Linked DNA regions of Homo sapiens: region 1 is linked to region 2. A link is an interaction called in ENCODE POLR2A ChIA-PET data of the cell type or tissue named here. Cell type or tissue: K562. All regions are shown on one strand. Links, peaks and the distances in the headings refer to the core of each region. The heading gives the core; the rest is flanking DNA. Region 1 has its middle 41 kb from the start of MRPL45. Region 2 overlaps GPR179 (G protein-coupled receptor 179).

Region 1 (2,801 bases), core at 224-2,723, 69 kb after region 2:
TGAACTGACCAACTGCGTAGGCTTCAGTTTCCCGAGGGCCCCTTATGCCTTTCCTTCCTCTGATCAAGCCCTTCCCGGCTCCTTCCAGTTGGAAGGCCGCCCCCAGTCCTGAGCGGCGCCGACAGGTGCAGCGCCCGCCTCCCGCCCTGCGCTCGCGCGGGCAACCCTACGCCCTCCCGCCCCGCCGGCCGCGCCCTCGTCCTCGCCGCTCCGCCCTCTGCCCCGGCGTGCGCGCGCACTCCACGGGGGCGCGCCCGGCCGGCGGGGCCGCGCACGCAGCCGCCGCCACCACTTCCCCCTCTCCATCCCTCCTTGCTGGCCCTCCTCCCCTTCCCTCCCCTCCGCCCCCTTCCCCGTAGGCAGCTCGCCCGCCAGTCCGCCCGCACCGCCTCCTTCCCAACCCCTAGCGCTCCGGCTGGGTCTCTCCCCCGCCCCCCAGGCTCCCCCGGTCGCTCTCCTCCGGCGGTCGCCCGCGCTCGGTGGATGTGGCTGGCAGCTGCCGCCCCCTCCCTCGCTCGCCGCCTGCTCTTCCTCGGCCCTCCGCCTCCTCCCCTCCTCCTTCTCGTCTTCAGCCGCTCCTCTCGCCGCCGCCTCCACAGCCTGGGCCTCGCCGCGATGCCGGAGAAGAGGCCCTTCGAGCGGCTGCCTGCCGATGTCTCCCCCATCAACTGCAGCCTTTGCCTCAAGCCCGACTTGCTGGACTTCACCTTCGAGGGCAAGCTGGAGGCCGCCGCCCAGGTACAGCGACCCTCGGGCCCCGGGGCAAGCTGCGGGGCGAGCAGTTAGGCCGCGCCCGCGGGCTGGACTCAGGGCCCGGCCGGGAGGGCGGGCGGGCCTCGAGTCGGGGCTGGGCGGCCGCAGGGCGCCGGGTTCGGCGTGCTCTGCCTTTCTCTGTTGGGGCTGGGGCTGGGGCTGGGGCTGGGGCTGGGGCTGGGGCCGGGGCAGGGACCGTGGCCGGAGCTGAGGCTGGGGCTCGGGCTGAGGCCGCGCTGCGGGAGCTCTGGGGAGCCGGCGGCCCGGCCATTGCGCCCCTCCCCGGCGAGCACACCTGTGTGGGGCTTTCCCCCCCGCCCCGGACCCTTCTGGGCTTGATAGTGTTCCGGGGGAGGCTGGAGGGTGTTGGGGGAGGACGGAGAGGTCATGGGAGTCCCCGCTCTGCCTAACCACCTGACTCAGTTCTTTCTTTGGTTTCTCTCTACACCTCTCGGGTGATAGATTGGAGGGAGTGGTCATTTGGGACTCTGGCCGCCGCGTTGGAGCGAGGAGGGGAGCTTCTAGAAGGGCGGGAGAGGGTGAGAACGAGAATGTTAATCCTAGGCAGCCTCTCTGACTTCTCCCCGCCTGCTCCAGCCCAGGGGCTGGGTTTCCAAGATGATCCGCCCCCTCCCCCTTTCCCTCAAGTGACAGTGCAGCAGTGACTTTGTTCTCTCCTAACCTCTAGAGAAGCTGTGGGAGGACCCCATCTCCGCTTTTCCACCTATCTTCCTAGCTTTGCGGCCTTCGAAGCTGGTGGATTTATTGCTACCGTGATGGTTGCTTAGCAGTACCTTCCTCTCCCAAGAAGCTGGCTGGGCGCAGTGGCTCATGCCTGTAATCCCAGCACTTAGGGAGGCTGAGGCGGGCGCACTTGAGGTCAGGAGTTCGAGACCAGCCTGACCAACATGGTGAAACCCCCGTCTCTACTAAAAATACAAAAATTATCGGGGCGTGGTGGCGGGCCCCTGTAATCTCAGCTACTCGGGAGGCTAAGGCAGGAGAATCACTTGAACCCGGGGGGCAGAGGTTGCAGAGTCGAGATCGCGCCACTGCATTCCTGCATTCCAGCCTGGGCGACAGAGTGAGACTCCGTCTCAAAAAAAAAAAAAAAAAAAAGGAAAGAAAGAAGCTATTAGTTATAACATACCACCGGTGAAAATATTCCATTACTCTTCACTGCAGTTTTTGGTGAATCATACTCCCCTCCCTCCTCCCGCAGCATTATCTGAAGTATTGTTTGATTTTGGAGACCATCAGTATAGATGCCCGACAAACATCCTGCACAATAGGCATTTATGATACTATGTAACAGGAAGCCTGTAATAAAAATGGGAACTGTTTGATAGTTATCTGTAAATAGAATGTTAGTAAATATATTTTGTTTCATTTCTTTTCCTACTGCAGTCTGGGGTCGGGGGAAATCAGTAGGCTCCCACCTTAAAGAACATGGTGTATATAGTAATGAAATGAAGTGAAGACTTGTGCTCGAATGAATTGAATGTTGGTAGTTGTCTTTGAAAACCAAGAGGGTACGGTACTCAGATTAAAAATATGTCTAAAAGTACAGAATTTAAAAGTATAGTTATCTATACTTTATACTTATCTGTGATAGATAACTATAGCTGTCACATTTGGGGCATTGGTGTGAAAGCAAGAGGGCTCTAGGATTTGGCAGCATCAAAAGGCAGAACTTAGTGAAAATCAGGTGATTTAAAATTTTTCCATTAAGAATATGAATCAGAACGAATGCATCTTGGGTCTAAATTAGAATTTGAGAAGGTTATTTGGGAAACTGTGGCTTAAGCCAAGTGACTAGAGTGTTTGATATATATTGGCAAGGGGCAGATGGGAGGGATTGTAAACAGTAGTGTGTCTTGTGACTTGGCAAACCTTTGGGAAAGAGAACCTAGTGATGAATGAGTTCGCATTATGTGAAAAGACTAACATTAAAAAAAACATTTGTTTCTTTACCCCATTAGTTGCCAAAATGGATTCATAATTTTTGGAGGCAGACATATTTTGGGAAAAGTCTAGAAAAAAGTACA
Region 2 (2,801 bases), core at 56-2,555:
GAGCTAGCTTTCAGGAGCCAAGGCCCTTTCCAAGTCCAGGTGTTCCCAAAGAGCTGAATCAAAGACAGCTTGGCCACTTCCCCTCCTTGAGAAGACCAGAAGTCAACCCATCCCAAAGACAAACTGCATGAAAAGGGTACAGCTTAGACCCCAATGGGAAGGCCCACCCTCTCTTTACTTCTAACTTTTCTTCCTGTTTGAGGAAACAAAGACTGGACACTCTACTTCTAAGGACGCCTCCCATCCACCTACAGTACTCACAACACAAACCACCCGAGTCTGGACACTCACCCACAAAGCCACTGTTAGGGATGAAAAAAGTCAGTTGTGCCCAGCCTACCTTCTCTCACAGGGGGACCCAATTCTCTGAAGTCTACGATGGAGCATTTTTTGAGAAGAAACTAAACCATACAAAGTGTTGGCAACGTAGGGATGGTGGACCACAGAAGGCTATAAAGGCCACCATAGAAAGCTGAAGAGCCATTTAATTGAAGCGGAAGATAAATTGGGGGAAAAGCTAAAATGACTCAAAATAGGGGCCTGAAAATGCTTTAAGGACCTTGTCATTTTGACTTTGAATCTCCTGTTTCTGCTTTATTGCTTCTCATACCTGCCCTGCTTGACTGCTGAAGCAGAAACAATCAGGCACGCTGACACCCTTATCAGCATCTGGCATCCAAAGCAACATCAGAGAGAGAGAACACAGAAGAAAAGCAATTGCCCCAGGTCCTCCCCACAGTCAAGGGAGCTCTTCCTTCCAGACATCCTTGTGTGCCTCTTGCTAGTTTTTTAGGGGGTCTCCCCCTCTTCCTGCCCTAGCTCTCACCAGTCTCCAGAGCTCGTCTCACTGGCTCATTTCCTTCCCCCTAGCTTTTCAGCGCTGCCATCAACAGGACCTCTCTCTTTTGTCAAGGCAACTGGAGTCAAGGGGAATCTCTGGTTCTGATGCAAGACCCATCCACCCTCCCCCACCCCTCCCCGCCCAAGAATCACTTGCTCAGTAACAAGAGGCCACATCAATCTCCTTCCAGAGGAGCTCAAGAAAGGCAGTCCTGTACACAGCCAGCACTCTACTTCTTCTGCCCTCTAAAAGAGGAGTGCTACAGGGCAAGTTAGAAGCCTGAGAGCTGGGAAAAGGGCACTGTGTGAAGACAAAGCCTTCTTTCTTAGGGAGCTCTCTCTTTCTTGGCTCCCTTCTCTCGTCAGTTCAGGCTACACTTGCTTAAGCAGTACTAGATTACAAATTGCTGGGATTAGATGATAATACCAGAGGGAAAGGAAGAAGGAGAAAAACATACAAAGAAGTCCCAAGATTGGCAAAGGGAGGTGGGAGAGGGGGGAAGGGGCAGCTAGAGAAGGCAGAGCTGCACAGGGGCACTAAAGATGGCAGTAAGTCACGCCCTCTAACAGTACAACAGTACAGACATTGATGTCATTCATGGGGAGAAAAAGACAAACAGGGAGACCAAATACCCAAAGGGAAAAAGAGCCATTAACATCTAGTCTGCATGTAAATATGCTGGGCGGTTATGGGACTTCACAGAGAAAGTAAAAAAGTACTCCATTTCCAAAAGGGAACAGAGGAATGGAGTAACCTACTCTCCTTTGGGGACCAGATGTCCTCATTCTCTTACCTAGGGCCCTTATTCTGGGCTTTTGGAGCAGTAATTGAAGTGTGTTGTTGTTCTGGGCTCTGGCTAGTTAGCCTTACGGCTTCTGAGCTAAAGTGGATTTTGCTGTGCACCCCAAAACAATCCCATTGGGTCTGGTCTAGCTGGAAACAGCAAAGTTGCCGCCAAACACACTCTTGTGAAATAAACCATGGGGTGGGGGGGGCGGGGCGGAAATAAAGAATGCTTTTTCTTGACATTGCAGTTGGCTCTAGCTTATTCATGATTATCTTTTTTTAACATTTTTAAACAGTAACAGAAGATAGATAAGGAAAGAACAATGCCTGCTCCAAAGCTCAAGGTGCACTGCAGTCTTGGGACTTTGGGTTATCTGGCTAATGCTCTGCTAGTGCCCAGGTCAGTGCTGACACTGCAGATGGTCTCTGCCTGGTCCTTCTAGCCAGCCCCTCACATCTGGAGGCCATTTGCTCAGCTGGATTTAATCCCAAGGGGAAATGGAAATTGCACTCATCCTCTGGCTCTCTGGTGGCAGCTACTGCTTAGCTCCTATTTAGGATTATCTAGAGAACCCTGAGATATCCAGGGGAGTGGGATGAAACAGCTTATTTGAAGCACTATTTTTACATATTCAAAGGAATCAATGTATCATTTACCCACTAAGTGTGCTTTTTTTTTTTTTTTCATTTCTTTGCTTCCTTACCCTGCAAGGATTATTTCCCCTTCCTCCATACTCCCTGGCAGTGGGTCCTGCTCAAAAGCACGTCCCTTCTCATTTTGCCTTAATCCAGGGCTCAGGCAAATAGGATGTGACCAAACCTCACTTGGGCAGTAATTAAAGTGATGTACACTTTAAGCCAAAAAGGTTGGGACTAAGCAGCATGATGAGAGTGGTTGATGAGAGACACCAGGGCTGTCTCTTCCCTAAATATACATACCTTTGTTTCCATAGTTAACACTTAACAGGCCAGGCATGGTGACTCACACCTGTAATCCCAGCACTTTGGGAGGATGAGGCAGGCAGATCACCTGAGGACAGGAGTTCGAGACCAGCCTGGCCAACACATAGTGAAACCCCATCTCTACTAAAAAAAAAATTCAAAAATCAGCCAGGCATGGTGGCACATGCCTGTAGTCCCAGCTACATGGGAAGCTGAGGCAGGAGAATAGCTT

Evidence for each region. Peaks named below come from ENCODE experiments on the same cell type or tissue, not always from the same donor. Only the 100,000 strongest peaks of a DNase experiment are listed, where the experiment ranks them.
Region 1: POLR2A ChIA-PET joins it to region 2 with 6 read pairs; 3 of 35 experiments call an interaction of 5 or more read pairs at or near these places.

Annotation. Positions count from the first base shown.
Region 1 is chr17:38,254,835-38,257,635 of GRCh38, reverse strand. It overlaps the pseudogene NPEPPSP1. Among named protein-coding and RNA genes, the nearest start is that of MRPL45, 41 kb to the left of the region's middle. RefSeq lists an enhancer at 66-599. In K562, for the core only: no CTCF peak of the experiment used is centred there; DNase peaks (open chromatin) are centred at 225 and 1,295; H3K4me3 peaks cover 1,624 bases.
Region 2 is chr17:38,323,637-38,326,437 of GRCh38, reverse strand. GPR179 (G protein-coupled receptor 179) reads left to right here. Exons shown (of 11, transcript NM_001004334.4): 11 at 1-1,867. Among named protein-coding and RNA genes, the nearest start is that of GPR179, 19 kb to the left of the region's middle. In K562, for the core only: no CTCF peak of the experiment used is centred there; no DNase peak of the experiment used is centred there.